Regions from separate parts of the Homo sapiens genome. Here region 1 is linked to region 2. Evidence: read pairs that join two places in POLR2A ChIA-PET (ENCODE). Cell type or tissue: K562. All regions are shown on one strand. Region 1 overlaps PPM1F (protein phosphatase, Mg2+/Mn2+ dependent 1F). Region 2 overlaps MAPK1 (mitogen-activated protein kinase 1).

Region 1 (5,000 bases), 66 kb before region 2:
CAACATGGTGAAACCCCATCTCTACTAAAATACAAAAAAAAAAAAAAACAATTAGCTGGGCATGGTGGCGCGAGCCTGTAATCCCAGCTACTCGGGAGGCTGAGGCAGGGGAATCGCTTGAACCCAGGAGGCAGAGGTTGCAGTGAGCTGAGATCGCGCCACTGCAGCCTGGCGACAGAGCAAGACTCCATCTCAAAAAAGAAAAAAGAAAAAAAGGGGGAGCTCACAGGCCAAGGTCAGGGGTTTCCGTTCCCAGGCAAGTGGGAAGTACTGGGCAGTTTGCATAAGGGAGCAACAGACCCCAGACCCCATGAGAGCAGGTTGGTCTCTGTCCCTGCAGGATGTGAGGTCTAGGCCTGGGTAGGTGGGGAGGAAGCTGTGGACACCGTGGTCCTCTGACCCGGGCTCTTCTCCGCCTGTCCAGGGGATGTCTTCCAGAAGCCCTACGTGTCTGGGGAGGCCGATGCAGCTTCCCGGGCGCTGACGGGCTCCGAGGACTACCTGCTGCTTGCCTGTGATGGCTTCTTTGACGTCGTACCCCACCAGGAAGTTGTTGGCCTGGTCCAGAGCCACCTGACCAGGCAGCAGGGCAGCGGGCTCCGTGTCGCCGAGGAGCTGGTGGCTGCGGCCCGGGAGCGGGGCTCCCACGACAACATCACGGTCATGGTGGTCTTCCTCAGGGACCCCCAAGAGCTGCTGGAGGGCGGGAACCAGGGAGAAGGGGACCCCCAGGCAGAAGGGAGGAGGCAGGACTTGCCCTCCAGCCTTCCAGAACCTGAGACCCAGGCTCCACCAAGAAGCTAGGTGGTTTCCAGGCCCCTGCCCTCCCCTTCCTCCCATCCTTGTCCTTCTCTCCCTCAGAAGCCTCAGGACCCAACAGGTGGCAGGCAGTGGACAGGGTGCCCGCCCCACAGTGCTTTCCCCAGCACCCCAGAGCCAGTCGGGACACCCCCCGCAGCCCGTCCTGGTGGCTGTGGAACTGCACTGGGTGGCGGGCAGATGGTGGAAGGCAGCTTAGGAGACCTCACCAAAGAGAAGATGGACCGGCTCTTGCTCCCAGCTCCTATTAGGCCCGGGGTGGGACCAGAGGTCATAGGTGCCCAACGGCAGCCAAACCAAAGACACTGGTGTGCATGGGGCAGCATGGTTGTGCACGTGGGACCCTGGGGCGGACCCAGGAGCCAAACTCTTGAAGCACCCCCTGGGTCAGGCCCAGCAGCGGAGTGGCCAGCCCCAGTTTCCCATTGCTCCTCTCTGCGGCCAGGGCCAGGTGGGTTCATATTTACAGATATGCCCAGCCAGTCCTGGTCGGCCACACCAGTGTCCCAAAGAGGAGAGCGCAGCAGAGCCAGGGGTCTGTTCTGTAGCAGCCACCCCCCTGCCCCCACTCCAGGGCAGCCATGATGTGCTTGGGCCCACCAGGGCCTTCCGGGCTGCTCTCTTCCCTGAGCCCGGAACCGGCGACGCACATGTGTCTTTTGTTGGTGTGTTTGTTTTTTTCCAGGGAGGTCTAATTCCGAAGCAGTATTCCAGGTTTTCTCTTTGTTTTATCAGTGCCAAGATGACCTGTTGTGTCATATAATTTAAGCAGAGCTTAGCATTTATTTTATTCTTTAGAAAACTTAAGTATTTACTTTTTTAAAGCTATTTTTCAAGGAACCTTTTTTTGCAGTATTATTGAATTTATTTTCTAAATCAGGATTGAAACAGGAACTTTTCCAGGTGGTGTTAATAAGCCATTCAAGTGCCTTACACAGCTTTGAAGAAACTAGGACTGCAGTGGGCTCGGATAGGCCCATTGAGGTTTTTAGAAAAGCAGGATTTGTTTTGTTAGGGAGGCATGATTTTGGTGAGATCTTTCTGGAAGAGTTTTCCGCCTCTTTGTGATGCTGAACACCCCCAAGGTTCTCCCCTCCCCCCGCTGCCCAGGTGACTGGCAGGAGCTGCGACTGCCACGTAGTGGTGCCTGGGCCCGACAGCGGGGCTCTGGGCATCCCGGGTGACCTTGGCCCATCTGCCTGCATTCCCACCCCCTTGGGCCTGGCTGGATCCCAGGCAGAGGGACCTTGCTGCTGTGTGATTGGAACATTCCCAAATATCTTGTGAATTTGTAATCAAATTGGTCTCATTGGGAAAGACTCTTAATTAAGAGGCTCAGGCAAGCACAGAGGCAGCCCGTGGGTCTCTGTCTCAGTCTGGAGGCAGCAGGGATGCTGCTGGGAGTCCATGGCACAGGCCACAGCCCCTCACCTTGCCGCGGTGGCTGGCAGCACGCCTGCCTTGCTCTGCCCCATGCCCTGAACAGGCATGAGAGCTCCACGTCCCCTAGTGCACCCTGAGAGGGGGCTCACAAGTGACCGATCCTGGGTGCCTCAGGGAGCTCACTGAGGGCGTGCAAAGTTGAAAGTGGCAAGGCTGGGGGAGGGTGTCGGGTAGAGGGAAGAGGGCAGGGGGCTAGGGGAGGACTCAGAGGCCATCTGCAGGGCCAAGCCACAGGAAGGGCTGAGCTGGAGGTGGGCAGGGCTGCTCCAGGCAGGTCAGAGCAGTGCAGGGGGAGGAGAGGAGAAAGGGAGGAAGCTGGGCTGTGTGGTCCCCATGAAGGCATTCAGAGTCCACCTGCAGACAGCGAGAGCCCCAGGAAGGTTTGCACAGCTGTGCCCCAAGCACCTTGGCCTCCTCTCAGCTCGCCGAGGAGGCACGCTAGAGCCGCCTTCCCGGTGGGAGCCCTCTGTCCCACAGGGAGCGGGGAGCCAGCTTTGCTGGGGCCCTACCTGCATGCCCAGCCTTACCCCTCATTCTCACAGCACAGATGAGGTTGAGACCATGCAGTCAATGCATTGCTTAAGGTCTCTTATTTACAAAAAAAAACCTTAAACATAGTCGCTGTCATTCAGACATTCAGAGAATGGTTGGCCACAAACAATGACCAAGTATTGCTTGGCTTAACTTGAAGGCCTGCTGTCTCCTTCTGGGGGTCAGGGACGCAGCTCCACCCTCACCACTAGCCCACCCTGCCCGTGGGCATAACCTTGACGAAGAGAGAGAATGATTGGCATCTGCTTTTCTCTTTTCTTTGCTAATAATTCTGTTCCTGGCTGCCGAGAGTGAAGTTTCACCATGTGGAGGTTTGGCTCCTATCACCTGGTGGTCTGATTCATACCCTAGCCTGAGGCTCCACTGGAAGATCTCGCAGCCTCAGTGTATGGGAAACCCTTTCCCCAGGCTTGTCCCAGCACTGCCGCTCCCCACCCCTGAGCCAGGACCCCAGAGGATGGCCATGCCCCGTGCCTGGCAGAGGTCTGGTGCCAGCACTGGGAGCTGCTCCGCCCTTGCCTTGGGGCCGAGGGAGCCCTCGTCCACCCCTGCACAGCAGCTGGGCACAGAGGAGCGCTCTTCCATCTTGACCAGGACTGCACCAAGAAGCACCAGGTGTCTTCAGCCTCCAACCTCCGGGGCGACCTTCTCTTCCAGCCACAGTCCCATGAGGGCCCCTAGCCAGGGACACTGGTCTGTAAATTGTAATCCTTTCTCCAGCCCAGCTCTCCACTTGTTCCTTGTGTGAGCTGAGCAGGCAGTGCACCTCTGAGTGTCCCTTTTGTAAGGCCCAGGGGTTGCACTGAGTCTGCAGAGGCCGCGACCTCCTAGAACGCTGTGGGTGCAGGTGAGCCGGCGTGTCCTGGGGAGATGCTGCCAGCACACAGGGGCCCTCCTGCTGCCAGCAGGTTGGGGTGGTTAAGTCTTATTAGTGTCTATTCTTAAAATTAAGTGGGCTGGAGAAGAATGGAGCTCCACATGCCAGCACCGTATATGGAATACAAAAGCTGGGGAAGCAGGGCCTGCCTTACAGGTGTGGCTGACTCTGAGCCCAGGCCTGCAGGGGTGGAGGGCAGTCCCTCAGAATCCCAGAGGCAGTCCCAGCCTCAGAACCCAGGATAGGAAATGGGTGTGTTTAGTGGGGAAAGGGACGGGGTGCAGACGGCAGGGCCAGTATGGGGCCCCCTCCCTCTCCTCTCCTCTCCTATGGTGAGCCCAGCGTGGGCACCGGGCCGTCTCAGCCGTGTTCCCAGGGCTGGGAGGACAGCTCTGGCCCTTCTTAGGCCTAGCCTCGTCCCAAGCTAAATGTAAGCCAGTTGGGCTGTGTTAAAGGAAGCAGTGTTTTTGGTTCGATTCTGCCTCTGTAGCTCAAGGGGGGCAGCCCCCAGAGTCCTGTGCATTCTGCCAAGGCTCCATAGCTTTGCCAAATGCACGGAGCTCTGCCATTCCGGTGCAGTGCAGGCCTTGCGAAGGGTTTATCTGCGTTCGTCTCGGTGGGCTTCTCCTGCATGGGAGTTGTGTTCCTGTGCAAGGGGGAGCTTTGCTCCAGGACAGGATGACTGTCTTCCCTATTCTTAGGGACAAGTCCCAAGATGCCAGAAAGGCAGTCTCCCAAGGACCCACCATGCAGAAGTGTCAATAAACCACAAGTTCTGAACTCTGTCGCCCGAGTCCTGCCTTCTTCCTGACTTCTGAGCATCTTGTCCCCTTTGATGTCCAGATGTGTTTGGAAGCTGCTTTAATATTGGGGACCATCTGCAAATCTTGCGAAGCGAGCAGACAAATTCTGGAGAGAGCCCTGGTGGCCTACACCCTCCTGGTCTAGCCAGCAACCTGATTTTCCTCCCTGAGGGGCTCTGAGCCCACCCCCACCAGCAGCAGGAAGGTGACAGGAAAGGGATTAAGCCCCTGGGACCTCACATGACATTGGGGAGCCACAGGAGCATTGAGGACCCCTCATTTTATCCAGGAGCCTGATGTGCCCCAGGAGGTTCCATCCTGAGGATGGAGACCCTCTGACATGACGCTCTTGAGGCCCACCATTTATACCCTCCTGGCACCTCCTGAGGCCAGGTGTGGTGGCGCACACCTGTAATCCCAGCACTTTGGGAGGCTGAGGTGGGAGGATCTCTTGCGCTCAGGAGTTTGAGACCAGCCTGGGCAACATAGGGAGACCCCCATCTCTA
Region 2 (5,000 bases):
CACTCTGAATCCAATTCCAAGTGGAACAGAATGTGTAAAAACACTGTTAGGGAGATCATTCTGCACAGAACAGCTCACTCCACCTGGCCTTTCCAGCCTGGGAGAGTGTCTGCCTCTGGTCTAGTCAGCTGAGGCCCAAGGTGGGGTCATTTATTAAATAAAGCTGCATATCTCGGAATGTCTAAAGGGCAAGGTGGGAATTGTCAAAAGGGGTCTCATTGATTTCTGACTTGTTAGGTTAAAGTTCTTGGTACTGTTTTCCCTGTCATTCTCCAGGGAGTGTGTATCACTCTCCGGTTTTTACAGATGAGGAAAATGAAACAAAAGTTGGGTAACTTGCCAGTCACAAGTAAGGGGTCAAAGGATTGTCATGAGTATTAAATAAAACAGTATACTTGAAGTCCTGAGCACTTGGTACCTAGTTAATGCTCTGTTATTCCTTTGAAGTAAACAGGGTTGACAAGATGTGAATCCCCCTTTGTCTCGGTCTCTATGTAAAGCAGCATGTGCAGAAGTACAAATATTTGGCTTGGTGGTCAGATGACTTTACAATGGTATGGAAGTGATACACATGCAGTAGAAACCTTACTTCCGAGTACCCACGCAACTGTTCTGTTTTTCATTTTCAGTATAGTATTTCATACATCATATGAGTTACTCAACACTTTTATTATAAAATGGGCTTTGCGTTAGATGATTTTGCCCAACTGTAGGCTAATGTAAGTGCTCTGAACATGTTTAAGGTAGGCTAAGCTAAGCTGTGATGTTTGGTAAGTTAGGTGTATTAAATGTATTTTCAGCTAGGCTGGGTGCAGGACTCATGCCTATAATCCCAGGACTTTGGGAGACCGAGGCATGAGGATTCCTTGAGCTTAGGAGTTTGAGACCAATCTAGGCAACATAGTGAGGCCTTTTCTGTACTAAAGGTACTAAAAATTAAAAAAAAAAAAAATTAGCCAGGTGTGGTGGTACGTGCCTATAGTCCCAGCTACTTGGGAGCCTGGGGCTGAGGATCGCTTGAACCTGAGTGGTCAAGGCTACAGTGAGCCGTCGTCGTGTCACCGCATTCCCGCCTGGCAACAGAGCAAGAAACTTTCCCAAAAAAAACAAGCATTTCACCTTATGAGGTTTTCCATTTATGAAGGGTTTATTGGGATGTAAGTCCATAGTAAGTCAAGGAGCATCTTTATATAGTTAGAATAGGGACAGTCAAGTGTTTCATGCATAATCCAAATCTTCAGGAGGCAACATCAAGGTAACCCGAGTTTAGGGATATTCTGCAAAATAACTGGCCTGTAAACCTCAAAATTAAGTCAAGATCATGGAACCAAGAAAACACTGAGGAATTGTTCCACACTAAAGAAGTGTGCAGAAACATGGCAACTCCATGTGGTTCATGATTCTGAATCGGCATGATTGGCAAAACTAGAATGTCTGAAAATTAGATTGTAGTCGTGTATCTGTGTTAATGATTTTATTTTTATCTTCTTTTTTTTTTAACTCTTCTTTTTTTTGGTATTTTCTTTTTTGTTTTGGTTTGTCCTTCCTTTTTTTTGTTGTTTTTTGTTTTTTGTTACAAACCCTTGTGTCGATAGCTGACTGCTCTGCTGTATACGAAACCCTGACCCAGAAACAGGTTGTCTGTGAATGGTTTAGCACAGGTCCCCCGTGAATGTGCATTGTGTGACGGGCAAAAGTGTGGCCGCCTTTCTACTGTGCCAAGTTTTCCAGCATGAGAGGCTTTCCATATCTGGTCCTCAGATATGTGGTGTGAATGAAGGGGGGACCAGCTATCCGAGGCCAACCGAGGCTCCACAGTTGGCTGCCATGTCATTTTGCCTGGGCGGGATTCTGACTTAGAGGCCTTTGGTCATAATCTGACAGGTGAGCGTTGACGATTTTGATGGTAGCATTTTGTTTGTATGGGAGAATAGTCTAGTTTTGTTTGTTGGAAATAGTCACTAAAGTATTGGGGGATAATGAGAAAGAAATACTGGCAAACTTACTCTCACATGCTTCAGAGACTAAAAGTTTGATAAGCTAGATATAGAACTTTTCCTATGGTTTGAGATATAGTTCCTTTTCTCTAAAGAGTTGTCGGTGAGTCCCTTTCAGAAACGTACTTGAGTGAGGATGTGTTGAAATTTGTGGGAAGCTGTGAAAGGCAGCTTTTAGCCTACCAAAAGAGGACTGGCCTGGAAGGCAAGAGACCTGAGTCTTGGTCCCTGCTTCTGATGACATGTCACATGGGCATGTGCTCGTCACTCTGCTTCTGCAAGTTTTTGTGTTTCTCATCTGTGGAGTTAAGGGATTGGGATGGTCTCTAGGGTCTCGTACAGCTCTAATATTGTCACCGCCCTCAGGAACATTACATGAAATTAGCATATATGCAATATATTAAGATTCATGTGTGGATTGTTTCCCAGTTACTAGCGCTGTCTTTAATGTAATTTACCTCAGAAATCTCTGGATAATCATTATTGAGATATAATGAAATAGGGAAAAACTTGAGGTTAAAAACTAGTAAATTGATTTACTTCAACATTAAAAGCCCACAATTAAACCCTTGAGGAAAATGACTATTTTTATTTTTTATTTTTTGCTCTGCAAGTAAGGTTGGAACTTCGTAATACTGTATGACAGTAGTCGTTTACCTCACGAATTAGATTATTCATGTGTGTTTGACTGAAGAGAGTTTTTACCTAGTGACTGGAATGAATGTTAATGCTGCTATTTTGGCATTGGAAAAAAAAGGTGTAATGAAAAATGTCAAGTTTGAGAGAGAGAGAAATACTTAAATAGAACTGATTTAAAAGCAATTCTGAAAAAGAAAGAACTTGGCACAATCTTTCTATGAAAGCAAAGACTTTACTGCACAGCTAAAGAAAATGAAGCAAAAACAATACATTGCCCCAATTAATGTTTGAATTCACTGAACACAAGGTAGGCTAGCAAAGTAGAGAGTAATATCTTTGCCTCACCTTGGCCACAAGGATTTATTTTGTCAGTAACCAAGTTTAGTGTACTGCTATTTAGCTTTTTCACTACAGATGTGAAAATGTTTCTTTTTGGGGTTTGTTTGAAATTTTCTTTCCCTTTTCAATTTAGCAGTGCTGAACCTATCCTCAAATAAATTTACATTTTTCCCATTAAATCAACTTTGTTTCTGTTCCATGGTTGAAGCAAATACTTTATAAAGAAAAAAATCAGTGTAGACCTTTCACAAGTTAATTATTACTGCAGGGCTATATAGGCAAATAAAAATATTAGATGTTATGTTTTAGACCAGTGAAAAAACAGTTGGTAGTGATGCTAGATTAAGACTTGCCAGAATGTTCATCCCCTTAGTGAGCCATTCTGCTTATGATAACATTTTGTAATGTTTTCAGGCATTCTTTTGGGACAGCCCTGATCACTTATCATTCAAAGGGATGATAAAAGTGACAATCTTTAGACGTGTTGTAAATTCTTTCTTTCTTTCGTCCAAAGGGAGCTAGAAAGAAAAGACATTTGTGATTATCTGTCCACTTGAACACAACTGCTAGAAAGAGCTATTTAATTATTGCCAACAAGGCAGTGTGAGAGTTTATAGTAACATTAGGAGTGTTTCCAGTTATCCCAGCAGGATTCAGCATTCAAGAACTGGTAAATTTTGGCCAGACGCGGTGGCTCACACCTGTAATCCCAGCACTTTGGGAGGCCGAGGCAGGCGGATCACCTGAGGTCAGGAGTTCGAGACCAGCCTGACCAACATGGAGAAACCCCGTCTCTACAAAAAATACAAAATTAGCTGGGTGTGGTGGCACATGCCTGTAATCCCAGCTACTCGGGAGGCCGAGGCAGGAGAGTCGCTTGAACCTGGGAGGCGGAGCTTGTGGCGAGCCGAGATTGTGCGCCATTACACTCCAGCCTGAGCAACAAGAGTGAAACTCTATCTCAAAAAAAAAAATCTGGTAAATGTTTGTCTGGCATCATAGAATTTAATGCTTACCTCTAAAAATGTAAATTGGAAAATATTTTAGCCTTATGTGGTGTGTGATGTTAGCAGGGAAGTCTCTAATGTTTTCACATGAAGTCAGATGCTGGCTTTGGACCGAGGTGTATTTTGTTTACTTAAGGCAGTATCCATCATTTCCTATTTTAGTTTTTTGTTTCTTTTTGTTTGTTTGTTTTTTGAGATGGAGTCTTGCTCTGTCTCTCAGGCTGGAGTGCAGTGGTGCCATCTCAGCTCACTGCAACCTCCACCTCCTGGTTTCAAGCAATTCTCCTGCCTCAGCCTCCCAAGTAGCTGGGACTACAAGCGCGTATTGCCACCCCCAGGTAATTTTTTGTATTTTAGTAGAGACAGGGTTTCACCCTGTTGCCCATGCTGGTCGTGAACTCCTGAGCTCAGGCAATCCACCCGCCTTGGCCTCCCAAAGTGCTGGGATTACAGGCATGAGCCACCGCACCCAGCTGTCAGATGTCTTTACTGCCTCCGTGAAGATGATATGATTTCATCACATTTAACATTGTTAATGTGAAGATCATGTCAATAGATTTCCTTATATGGAATCTCTCATACCTGGAATAAACTGTGCTTGTTTATTTGTATTCCTTTTTATAATGTGCCATTGGATTCTGTTTGCTAATATTCAGAGATTTTGTGTTGATATTCGTAAGTAGTATTCAACTGTAGTATCTTTTGTGCAGTCTTTGTCAGGTTGGGGTTACCATTACACTTGCTTCATAAAATGAGTGTGGAAGTTTTCTTTCCTTTTCTGTGTTCTGAAATAGCATTAAGACTACTTTGTCTTTTTTTTTTTTTTTTTGACACAGAGTCTTGCTCTGTCACCCAGGCTGGAATGCAGTGGCATGATCTCGGCTGACTGCAACCTCTTCCTCCCAGGTTCAAGTGATTCTCCTGCCTCAGCCTCCCAAGAAGTTGGGACTACAGGTGCACACCACCACGTGTAACTAATTTTTATATTTTTAGTAGAGATGGGGTTTCACTATGTTGG

What was found. Peaks named below come from ENCODE experiments on the same cell type or tissue, not always from the same donor. Only the 100,000 strongest peaks of a DNase experiment are listed, where the experiment ranks them.
Region 1: POLR2A ChIA-PET joins it to region 2 with 5 read pairs; 7 of 35 experiments call an interaction of 5 or more read pairs at or near these places.

What each region holds. Positions count from the first base shown.
Region 1 is chr22:21,918,896-21,923,895 of GRCh38, reverse strand. It overlaps PPM1F (protein phosphatase, Mg2+/Mn2+ dependent 1F), which reads left to right. Exons shown (of 8, transcript NM_014634.4): 8 at 425-4,471. The coding sequence ends at 804. Among named protein-coding and RNA genes, the nearest start is that of PPM1F-AS1, 17 kb to the left of the region's middle. RefSeq lists enhancers at 2,014-2,672, 3,334-3,993. In K562, no CTCF peak of the experiment used is centred here; no DNase peak of the experiment used is centred here.
Region 2 is chr22:21,853,143-21,858,142 of GRCh38, reverse strand. All of the region lies in intron 1 of MAPK1 (mitogen-activated protein kinase 1), which reads left to right. Among named protein-coding and RNA genes, the nearest start is that of MAPK1, 12 kb to the left of the region's middle. RefSeq lists an enhancer at 1,800-2,301. In K562, no CTCF peak of the experiment used is centred here; DNase peaks (open chromatin) are centred at 42, 2,302, 2,994, 3,342 and 1 weaker place.